Regions from separate parts of the Homo sapiens genome. Here regions 1 and 2 are each linked to region 3. Evidence: read pairs that join two places in POLR2A ChIA-PET (ENCODE). Cell type or tissue: MCF 10A. All regions are shown on one strand. Region 1 overlaps RGS8 (regulator of G protein signaling 8). Region 2 overlaps LAMC1 (laminin subunit gamma 1). Region 3 overlaps LAMC2 (laminin subunit gamma 2).

Region 1 (4,000 bases), 530 kb before region 3:
TCCATATTACACACACCCTGACCTCCTTCCAGCTGCCCTCAGATGTGTCTATTTAAGGTGAATTCTTCCTCCTGTGGCCTTCCACCTATTCTTTCCCATGGACCCTCCTTTATGAACTCTATCTTTATTTTCTCTTTCTCACATGTTATTCTGCACTTAACAAAAACAATGTTCATCTCTTTTATTTAAAAAAATTCCCCTTGGGAAACACCCTTGGGTGTTTCTCCTTTTATCAGCAAAACTGCTTGAAAGAGTCTCCTCTGCTTCCTCACTTCCTATCCCCTCCTAACCCCTTTGCCATTTGGCTTCCATTCCCACCATTCCCCCGAAACACAGCCTCCATACTGTGAGGTTCAAGTGGAAATGTTCCAGTACTTGTCTTTATGAACCTCTTTGCTGCCTTTGCCATGGTGACCATTCATTTCTTGGATCTCTCTCTTTTGACTTCCCAACATTACACTCCCCTGGCTGCCCTTCCCCTTGGTCTCCTTTGCTGGCTCCTCCTCCTCTGTCCACCCCATAAACACTGGTATTTTCCTTCCTCTCTAATCTTAGCTTCCTGCCTCTCTCACCTTGCATGCTACTTGGGCAATCTCATCCTTGCCCATAGTCCTAACTACATTGGGTATATTGACCATTTCTAAATATTTTTGTCCAACTCTAGCCCCTCTCCCATCATGTAGACACCAATAGCTCCCAATCATGTAGACTCCGATAGTCCTTGGGTTGCTGAACATACCCCTCAGATATCCTACAGGCCTAACAACTGCAAATATATCTAAATAATGGACACATCATATTCCCATCTTTTCTTGGCCCATTTTATCCGCCGCCCTCACCACGCCCACCTCCCACTCCACCCGCACCCCCTACACACACATATAAACCTTGGCTTCCTCTGGAATTGCTGATCTCAGTTTCTGGCACCACCATCTACTGAGTAACTCAAGCCAGAAATAGGAAAGTAATTACAGGCAACTCCCTTTCTCTCATCTCCTGTCGACAACCAATTACCAAATCATACTGATTAAATCTTTCATAGTTTTCAAATCTGTCTCCTCCCCTCCATCCTCGCTACCACTGCTCTGGCTCATGTCCTTACGGTCCTGGTTCACGTCCTCACAGTCTCTGGTCCCCATGAGACAGCCTATTTTCTTAAATTCAGCTCCAATCTGCAGCCATAATCACCTGGTTAGTCACAAACATGACTGCATTTCCTTCTCCTCAAAACCTTTAAGCCCTCCTACTCTAGGGATAAAGTTCCAGCTTAAGAAGGATCCTGATACACAAACACCCCAAGGTCTGGCTACCTTGAGAGTCACCTACCACTTCCCTGGCTTGTCCTTCAGGCCCCAATAACTCTACACTTTCCATAATCATGAGCACATATCACAGGGTTCCATGGCTTTGGGCCTCCTTTATTTCATTTCCTCTGCCCAGAATGTCCTTGATCTGAGTGAGTCCTGCTCATCCTCAAGCTGCACTTCAGGACGACTTCTCCAAAAGCCTCACCTGAACACCCAAGTTCAGGAAATGCCCTCTGTGCTCCTATGGCTTCCAGGCACACTTCTCTATGTCAGCACCTGGCATAGCTAGGTACCTGCAACTCTCTTCTCCTAACCAGATCCTAAGTTCATCAAGGGCAGAAAGCATGGGTTCATTCATTCATTCATTCATCTGACTAACATTTAAGTGTCTCCTATGTGCCAAGCAAGGTCCCAGGCATGGGTACATTACATTCCCTATGTACATTGCCTAGGTAAAAAACGTATTTTTCATCTCTACACCTCCAAAATGTAGCACGGTCCCCGGCAACAGGAAAAGGCTCAGTTAATGTATGTTGAGCTGACACGAGCCCCCCAGCAGGTAGGTGAGGAAACTGTGTTTGGTGTAGGATGCTGGCCAACAGAGACAGTGTGGAGTCACAGAGTGGCACAGGCTCCAGGGTCAGCAACAAGGGTTCAAGCTCCAACTCTGCCCCTTTATGGCAGGCTCTCCTTGGCTTAGGACCTTGCCTTCTCATCTCTGAAATCAGAATTACTAAGGCAATGCCCACTTCCTGTGTTACTGCAAGAATTCAGTGAAATATATAAGTAAACATGGGCTGTAAATCACTTAGGCTTATGAAAACATTGAGTCACAGGGAGAACATCAGAGTCCGAGAAGGCAGAAGCCCCACACCCAGTGGGGAGAGGTGTGGAGGCTGCATGGATGGGACAGGAGGGCCAAAGGTGGAGAAGCAGAGGGATGTAGTTTTCAAAGCCATGGAGCTGAGAGGCAAGCATGAAACCCTGTCACAACTGAAATGTGGCTTTCCCTCCTATCGCTCAGTGCCAGGGTGCTGGTTATCAATCTCTTCCCCTTCTCAGATAGTAACAAAAGCTTTACCATTTGCCATCAGAGTCTACAGCTGTGGGCAGAGAGCAGCTTCAGCACTCTCCCCCTTCTCTGAATATAAAATAAGCTCTTTCTAATCCTCCATTTTTAATGACTTCAGGCAATGGCTTTCATGTCCTCACTCCTAGCTCCATTCTAGCCAGACACCTAGAATCACGCAGCAAGGAGAATCCACAGCCATCAGACCCAGGAGTGGGGTTCGGCCACAGCAACAGCAGCAGGGAATAGTGGAGTGGAGTCTGGGACTCTGGGGACAGTTCTCCCACTGGTATTTGCTCCGAAATTCACACAGAACTGGGAACTGAGAGCACTCAGTGAGACGCCTTGCTTGCGGGCATGTGCTGGTGCACGTTAATGTCTGAGCTGGAGGCGGGAGGAGGGACGAGGGCTGTGTGGGTGCACTCCGATGCACGGAGATGCTGAGCAAATTCCCCCTGACACTTTTCCTTGAGAGACAAGGCCCTGGGAGGAATCAACCTTAAGCCACTCAGCTTTTCTGAGACCCTCTTCCTTCTAGAACCTTTTACTGCTGAATTCAAAAGCCTTTGGGAAATTCCATACAGAGAACACTGACCAATTCCATGCAGAGAACACTGGCAAAGGTTCTGATGATGATGCTGATATTTCTTGGACGTGAAAAATACCCCCCAGGCACAGAGGGGAAGCAAGAAAGCATTTCTGACATCTCTAGAAATGTAGGTGTTTGGACAAAGAAGAAACCAGAAAGCATAAAACAGAGAGCCTGGAATAGAATAGACAGGAAAATTGTTCTAAGTCATAAAGTCATTATATTAACAAAACTTACATTTGTATAGCGCAGTCACAAGCTGGGTTGTGCTATACAAATGTGAGTTTTGTTACTTATAATCACAAGTCACAAGTTGGAGCTGGGATTGAGAAAGGAAGATGGAGAACAAAAAGGACATTTGAGGCTTAGCACCTGCTAAGTTGGAAGAACAGGCATATTTCTGCACCCTTGCTCCTGGCAAGAGTGGTGGGCTTAAAGGTTCTGAAGGGTCTGTTAGAGAGTAAATGGGGATGATGATACAAGGACAGGTGCTTTCACTTCTCTGGCTGAACTTCCTCGAGTTTTTTTTACCCCCCTTGAGCCTCAATTTGTTCTAGGAAGTTGGGAGAATTAAACAGCATCATGTGGGCAAGTACCTGGCAAAGTTGTTCAGCACATCTTGACCACTGGGAGCTATCATTCCTTTCAGCTGATCCTCACAAGCTCCTTTGAAAGTGAGCCAGACACTTGTTATCACTCATTTTACAGATGAAGCTGCTCAGTGGCCCTGAGTGGAGGGCCCAGGGTAATTCAATTAATGGCCCTAAGAAGACTTGAACCCAGGACCTCCAGTACTTTTTCCACCCCAACTCTGCCTATTCAGCTCATGCTGCTGCTGACCCATGGCTGAGATCCACACTTGGAGGGTTTTTCTTAACAGAAAGATGAGGGTTTGGCTCAGCTGTCCATCCACACTCTTGCTCTGTCCTCTAAGAGCCCCTTGCTATAGTGGCATGGCTGTTGTGACTAAGGAACCATGTTCTCCAGGTCAGAGTTCACTGACCCACGGGAGAAAGACCTTCACCTAACTGGCAT
Region 2 (4,000 bases), 150 kb before region 3:
AGGGTGACTGAATTTTACAATGCTTTGCATTTTGTACATCTTTATATGTGTCTGCTTCTTGAAATCATTGCTTTTTGTGATAAAGACCCATCTATGGTTATTTCAATTTGCTTGGCAGGTGTATATTTAAGTCTGGTTTTGTTTCTTCTAGACAGTTATTTGATAATAGAGATTCATATTGTTTTCTGTCTCCAGCAAATACTCACTGAAATGAAGAATGATGGATTTGGTGATTTGGGAGTCTGGTGTGTGAAAACACATCTTAAAGGATTCAGGTTTAAGTTTTTTAGTTCTTATACACGGTTCCCATTTTTCTGTAATGTCTTCTTATGTCTCAATATGTAAATATTTTGTCTTTACTTATACTAATGTTTCTTGTTACCCAAATTATCTCCTAAGACTGTTTATGTAGACTTGAAATATTTCTTCTGTCTGTGGGTGTGGGTGTGAGTACCTTCCCAAAAACATCCAGGAATTTTTGCCCACCTACTTGGTTTCCCTGGAGCATGAAAGAAGGTGATTAATGGGGTAGAAAAAAATTCACAAAAAGCCACCAACAAAAAGCTACCTACATGTTTACATGTATTTTAAAGGAAAAGCCTGTCAGCTGCAATCAAAGCAGCAAGGGCTCTTCAAGGAAGGTAATATCTATATGTTGTTCTGTTTTATAACATGTAAAATTTTCTCCCCTTGGGAAAAAACGTCTCACAGAAGATTTTCTTGCAAGATGACTATGATATGACAGGCTCTGTTTTTGTTATGCATAGGCAGTTGCTTCTATTGTGTTCCCTGCAGCCTAGTGCGTGTGTATTTTCTTAGACTCATCTGGTAGTGAAGTGGCCTCTAGCTCAGGTCTTCACAGGCAGAACATCCATGCTTTGAGGAGGCTGTATTAGCAAAATAAGAAACCTACTCAGAGATAAGGGAGAAGCTTCATTGTTGATGCTGTTATTAACTCAGGCTCAGCTTCCTGGTTTGAGAGATGTTCTGAATACATATTGATGGATGGGTTATTAATACATTACATCATGGTGGAACTTGGCATCCCAGACTGGATAAGCCCACTTGCCCTGTTATATACCAGCATTTGTGGTTTGTATTAATAACTCTGTAATCCCAGCTACATGGAAGGCTGAGGCAGGAGAATTGCTTGAACCCAGGAGGTGGAGGTTGCAGTAAGCCAAGATCATGCCATTCTACTCCAGTATGGGCAACAGGAGCAAAACTCTGGCCCAATAATAAAAATAACTAACCCAGATTGTGTGACAGGAGATAATGGAAATGATCTGAGTGGCCACCTAATTTCAGTGAAGGAACTAGCCAAGGTAAGTGACTTGCTCAGTGTAAGTCCACAACTAATTTGTGGCCACTCAGGACATTGAACTGGGTCTCGGAGCAAATTATAAGATAGGTAAAACAGAGGGGACACAAACGTGGAATAGTGAGAGGGTGAGGAGAGTGCAGTTCAGGCTGGGATCGTGTGTGGCATATTCGTAGGAAACCACAGAATCTGAAGTTAGTTAGGTTTGGATTTCATTTACCACTTACAAACTACGTGCATCAGAGTAAGAAATTTAATTTCTCTGACTGTAGGTTCCTTGATTATAGAGATGTTGTAAAGATTAAATGAGATGACACGTTGGAAGTTTCTGGCACTGTGTAGGGGACATCACATGTTCCATGATGGCAGCTGTTATTGTTCTGGTACCTGAAGTGGGAAGGGGAGCAAGGAAGGAAACGTGAGGATTGTGATAGTAGGGAGGGCTCTGTTGATTTTGAAAGGAGAGTCCTTTCAAAGCAAGCCTTTAGAAACCTCACATCTGATCATGCCACTCACTGTCTGCTTAGAAATCACCCTTGGCCCCTCATCATGTAGCTAGACTTTTAAGTCCTTGTGAATGTGCCTTTCCCACTTGCTCCTTGCAATCCATTTGTGCTGTATCTCTGGCAGTTCCTGGAACATGACATGCATTTTCATTTTCATCTTAAGTAGTATGGCATGCACCAATAGTTCCAGCTACTCAGGAGGCTGAGGCAGGAGGATTGCTTGAGCCCAGGAGTTCAAGGCCAGCCTGGGCTACATAGCAAGACCCCATCTCAAAAAAGAAAAAAAAAAAAAAAGCAATTACCCCTTTACCCTGTCCCTCTGTCCTGCATTTGCCATCCTTTAAGACTCAATTCAAACTTTATTTCTACTGTGCAGTCTCTTGGACCAGGCTCTCCTCATGTCTTACTTTCTCTTGCAGTGACTCACTACGCCTATTGTGTTTCCATAGTACCCTGTACACAATATTACAGTGCTTACTACACTGTGTCCTAACGATTTGTTTACATGTCTGACTCATAATTATCATTACATTCCCTGGGGACAAGAGCTAGATCTTAATCATGTTTGTATTCTTAGCACTAAGTTGATGCCAGACACACAGTAGGCACTTATTAGATGCTTATATGACCGAATGAATGGGTGAAAAGCAGAAGTAGAGAAGTTATCTTAAGTTGATATAACAGTATGAGCAAAATATGGATGCAAAATCAGTGCTATTGTGATGGCAAGAATGAGACAGTTTGAGAAAATATCGTGTTGAGAAGTAGGTTTGTGTAAAATAGAGATAGGAAGATATGATCACTTCATGAAAGGCTTTGAATATGAAGCTGACCAATTGAGATGTGTTAGGAAGGGTAGCCATTTTAGTTTTTTTGTCAGAAGTGACATGGTTAGATAGCAGAGTTGCAGGAAAATTAGTATAATGGTAGTAGGTTAAGTTATTGTAGCAATCCAGATGTGAGTTAATGAGGGATAGGACTAGGGTGATGTCGATCAGAAAGGCAAAAGGAGAGACACTGAAAACAGCAAACCACAAAAACTCTGGCAAACCAGTTCACTTTTAGATATCTCACATTTTGGTGTGCCAAGGTTCCCAGCCCCCATACTCCCTTCAAAAATAAAGTCCTTTCCATTTTAGTCTTTGGTTATTAGTGTGTGAAAACTCTGCCTAAATCCTGAACTTTCTACTCTGATTTGTCAGAGGAACAGTTCTTTCAGTTTTAATTTTTGTCTTTAGATTTTTTGGTTGGTGTTTTTTTTTTCTTCCCCTAGGCTCATCTGTATAGGACTGTGAGCCCAGAAGGAAAGTTGGGAAATAATTTGTCAGTATTCTTTGGCATTTACAAGATGTTCCTATAGTCTCATTATAACATGGTTTCCTGACATTTTGTTATGGTTGTTGTTGATAGTGCTTTTTGGAAAACAACATCTATATCTTTTTTTCTTTTTTAAAAAGTGCTTATATCTTTTAAGTTTTATGTTACTTTGAGATATTACTGTAAGTTCTTTTGTTCATAGATTATGAAAAATGTCAAAAGGAATTCTAATCAGAAATCAGTTTTGCTCTGTGAATTTGTACATTGAAATTTAAATGATTCTAGTTAATACATTCTGTCTCTTATTTTCATTTAATGTTGAGGTGAATACACACATGTAAGGCCATATAAGAAGAGAATAACTAATGAGTGCCTATTCTGTCCAGTCTTGGGCTTCACAGACATCATTTATATTGAATGCTCATAATACCTGATAAAGTAAATATTAATAATCTAGTAAGGCAATTAAGACTTTGGGCAATTAAATTCTCACTGTACGTCATTGGGACATGGCAGAGAAGGAAGCCTATGTCTTTTTCTGACTATAGTGCCAGTTGACTCTGCACGTTTGCATACAGCAGTTCTCAGATCTTCTTAGTAACAGAATCCTTTATCCCATGAAATCAGACTCCCAATATATAAAACAGGTAAGAATAGTGTTCAGTTATATACGTTTATTGTATTTGGTACGTTAAATTTAAGGTGGAAATCTATGTTTCAATCTTCACTTGGTTTCATCTTAAAACTTATTTCTATATATTTTGTTTGCAAAATTAAAAAAGTTCAAAGTTTCAAAGATACGAAGATTCTAATAGCTTTTTTGCTGCATCAATACTATTTTCTTGTCAGAACATGA
Region 3 (4,000 bases):
CACTTTGCGAGTCTCTTTGGAACATCTGCAGGATGGGCTTCCTAGATACTTGAGAAAGGTCATTCTTCATGGGACACTTGGCTTTGGGAGGAGACATGTGCCCAGACGGTCACGTCCACTCCTTTGCCTTGACGGGCACCGGTGGGATGGGTGTTGTGTATCTTGAGCAGCGACACCATCGGCTAATAGCTGTGCTGAGTCCGCAGCTGCCCATCCTCAGGTCTCCGTGAGCCCACACACTTGCTCTGTGGGATTGCAGTGTTTTGAAATGAACTCCTTGCAAACATTTAAATCAGAAATATCCGCATAAAAATGTAATTTAACATTTTGGGTTTCTCTCGAGGAACTGGACAGTCTGGCAACCCTGAGCCCATGTTCTCCCAGACAGCAGCCCACCAGCATTGCATAGTGCCTACTTCCTTTAAGTGGAGCAGGCGTCCCCGGGGTCCCTGCACTGCCAATTGCACTCCCATATCTTCCTCCCGCAAGGAGTGTAGGTTACCATATAGTACTCATGCATAATTTCTATCAATAATAACATAAACACCTGCTAGAACAGTTCCTGAGGTGTTTTTTTTTTTTTTTGACGATCTCTTTTGTATGCTTCCTCCCCAGTCTGTGATTGCAATGGGAAGTCCAGGCAGTGTATCTTTGATCGGGAACTTCACAGACAAACTGGTAATGGATTCCGCTGCCTCAACTGCAATGACAACACTGATGGCATTCACTGCGAGAAGTGCAAGAATGGCTTTTACCGGCACAGAGAAAGGGACCGCTGTTTGCCCTGCAATTGTAACTCCAAAGGTAGCTGAAAAGGACGGAAAGAGGGAGAGGGAGATGGAGCAGTGGGGAGACAAGAGGGAAGGAAGGAAGGAGGAAAAGAAGAAGGAAGGGAACAACGGAGGAAAAAGAAAGAAAACAGGGAAAGCAAGCAGGCCAAGAGGGAGATGTTCAACCTCACCAACAACTGGGAACCTACCAGACATTGGTCTTTTTAGCAGTTTCAATCTGAAAGGAAACATGTTTCTCTTAAGTAGGGGTTGGTGGAACCAGTTGGGACCTTGAGGGCATGTTGTCTTGAATTCTAATACAAAGAGTCACATTATTAACTTTTCCAGGCAGGTGACAGTCTTTTGCAAGCAGATGACAAAGGAAGCTTGCACTCTTTCAGGGATAGTTCTTCATATCCATAGCCATCCATTTGACCAACCTCTTGAAAAATAAGGAATTAGAAAGATCTGTTTCTAGTGCTGTGCTAGGTGCTAGCAATATGAAGTTGTACTAATAAAGGAGACAGACAAGTAAACAGGAAAATTGAAGTCTTTCATTAGGTTGCTAAAAAGATAAAACAAAATAACAAATAGGAAACACCTAATGGGGTGGCTGGTTCATAGGAGAGCTAGTTTGTTTTTTTGTTTTGTTTTGTTTTTTTGAGACAGGGTCTCACACTGTTGTCCAGACTGGAGTGCAGTGGTGCCATCTCGGCTCACTGCAACCTCCGCCTCCTAGGTTCAAGCGATTCCCCTGCCTTAGCTTCCTGAGTAGCTGGGATTACAGGCACCCACCACCACGCCCAGCTAATTTTTTGTATTTTTAGTAGAGATGGGGTTTCATTATGTTGGCCAGGCTGGTCTCGAGTGCCTGACCTCGTGATCCACTTGCCTCAGCCTCCCAAAGTGCTAAGACTACAGGTGTGAGCCACCGCGCCTGGCTAGTTGTTTTTTTTTTTTTTTTTAAAGTATCCCACACAGTGCTATATTCATATAACTGTAGGTCTTTGCTGTACACACAGATACATACACTGTGCTGTATTCATTGTGGACAGACAGTAAAGACAAGTTAGTAAATATAAAGGGGGAGAGAGAGGTGGTTCTGTAAATAAGATTTTTTTTTTAAACGGTTCATTTGTCTATTATCTTTCTGGCATTATCTACTTTTCTTTGCTAGAAAGTGTTTAACAGCATCCTGTGATAAATATTGATCCACTTAAAGCATACAGCCTTATTGCATGGCAATGACTTAGTGTAGTAGGTCTGTGGAACCAACTGATAGCTGCAGCTTGAAAGAATCTAAAAATGGGCAGATTCTGGTGCAGCCATGAGTTGCTGGTAGAGTGGTTTGGGAGTCTTATAGAAAACTGGGTGACCCTGTGGTGAGATAGGCCCATATCGCAGCAGTCACCCCCCAAATTCACCTAAGTTGCTGTCACAATGTGGTTTGACTCAGATTAGTTTAGCTTTGTTGTGTGGAATTTGCATCCAGAATCTTTTGGATTTAGCAGTCCTCCCTATGAATCAAAGAACTTCATAAAAAAATTAAAAGACAAATTATTGCATTTTAATGGGCATTTAACCTCTCTGAAGAGCTCCTATTGCCTTAGGTCATGCAGCTTCATTGTGAGTCACCAGAGTTGGGTCATCCCAGTGAAATGATCAGTGAGAATGAAACTAGAAATTTAATTGGCTCAGCTTGAAAGCCTGGCCTGAAGACAAGGTTATTAGTCTCAGGGTAGACCAGGAACCTGCTGCCTAGCACAGAAGGATGGTAAAGAAGGATTTACCATGTCATCTCTTCTGTTTCAGCATGTAGTCTACTGCTTGCCCAGTGGTAAGGGCAAGTGAAACTGGCTCCTTCTTTTTATTTGGGTAATAGATATCCCAGACTCAGTGGGAACAGCTTGGCAGGAAGTGGTGGAGCCCAGTATTGATTTATGTCTTATATGATAGTTAACATGTGCCATGTGCCAACCCTGGGCCAGGCACTTTTCTAGGTGCTTTTAATCCAGTAATTAATTAATCTTCACAAATAACTAAAGAGGGGGCTATGTTTTTTCCCATTTCACAAATGATGTAGCAGAGACTTAGGGAGGGAGGGGAAGAAACTTGTCCAAGGTCATAGAGCTAAGGGGCAGAGTAAGAGTTCAGGACCAGGTTTGTTGACATCAAAGGTAATAATGTAGAGTACAGTGGTGGGTTATGGAGCCAGGCAGCCAGGGTGCAAATCTGGACACAACCACCATCATCATTAGGTCACTCTGGGCAGGTTCCTTAACCTCTTGCTGCTCCAGCATCCCCATCTGTTAAAGAGTGTTCATGATATTCATGTCATGGGATCCTGTGGAGATAAAATGGTGTTTGACAAGCACATGGCGGGCAACTCAGTAAATTGTGAATTGATGTAGTTGTTTTTCTTATTAAGACAGTGGGGAAACTGAGACCTAGAAAAATTAATGAATGGCCTAAAGTCTTCCAGCAACTGATTGCAAGAACTAAAGTTGTAAGCCAGATCTTCTGATCAAGAATAATTCTCTTATTCCCTCCATATGAAAGAAAAAAAAATCAGAATGGCATTTTTCAATGCCCAAAAGCAGACAATTTATGTGTACACAAAAAGCTTGATGGATATTATTTCCTAAGATCTGACTAATGCTTTATAATTTTCCAAAACATTATCATAGATGATGTCCTTCTTAGTCCTCATAACAGTCTGACAACAATGTGTTAACACATCCACTGTTAAAGAGATGAAGAAACTGAACTTTCAGGGTCCAAACTGCAGAGGCTGAAAGACACATTGGTGACAGAGACTGTTCCCACCATGTGCTGTCCCCAGCTGCTCCTCAGCTGCACATGTCACCAAACCACTAGCACAAGTTTAATTCCCTATGTGATTTCTCAGTATCCCAATTAGCCAGAGGATATTTTTCACTTTCAGATAATAACTTGACAGGGAAATCTGTTGTATATTCCATTTCAAATGCAAAATAACATGTCTTACAAAAAAATGCTATCATTACATGTATGTCAAATGAAGCCAATGGCATTAATAAACCCCAGAGTAGTCACCAATTTTGGACTTTATATCGATTTCCCAAAAATGCAGAAATTAGGCTTATTTTTAGATTATGACTTTGTGGGCTCAGCAACAGGGCTGAGTTACCTTCAGCTCTTCCAACCACATATTTAAGCCCTGATAACCTTTTGCAGATACTTTGAAATTC

Evidence for each region. ChIA-PET counts read pairs that join two places held together with the same protein. Peaks named below come from ENCODE experiments on the same cell type or tissue, not always from the same donor. Only the 100,000 strongest peaks of a DNase experiment are listed, where the experiment ranks them.
Region 1: POLR2A ChIA-PET joins it to region 3 with 6 read pairs; 1 of 35 experiments calls an interaction of 5 or more read pairs at or near these places.
Region 2: POLR2A ChIA-PET joins it to region 3 with 5 read pairs; 3 of 35 experiments call an interaction of 5 or more read pairs at or near these places.

Annotation. Positions count from the first base shown.
Region 1 is chr1:182,678,967-182,682,966 of GRCh38, forward strand. The region is part of intron 1 of RGS8 (regulator of G protein signaling 8); the gene reads right to left. Among named protein-coding and RNA genes, the nearest start is that of RGS8, 3.6 kb to the right of the region's middle. In MCF 10A, no CTCF peak of the experiment used is centred here; a DNase peak (open chromatin) is centred at 2,125.
Region 2 is chr1:183,058,288-183,062,287 of GRCh38, forward strand. The region is part of intron 1 of LAMC1 (laminin subunit gamma 1); the gene reads left to right. Among named protein-coding and RNA genes, the nearest start is that of LAMC1, 37 kb to the left of the region's middle. RefSeq lists a silencer at 2,308-2,357. In MCF 10A, no CTCF peak of the experiment used is centred here; a DNase peak (open chromatin) is centred at 2,304.
Region 3 is chr1:183,207,266-183,211,265 of GRCh38, forward strand. LAMC2 (laminin subunit gamma 2) reads left to right here. Exons shown (of 23, transcript NM_005562.3): 2 at 616-804. Among named protein-coding and RNA genes, the nearest start is that of LAMC2, 23 kb to the left of the region's middle. RefSeq lists an enhancer at 2,434-2,563. In MCF 10A, no CTCF peak of the experiment used is centred here; a DNase peak (open chromatin) is centred at 2,426.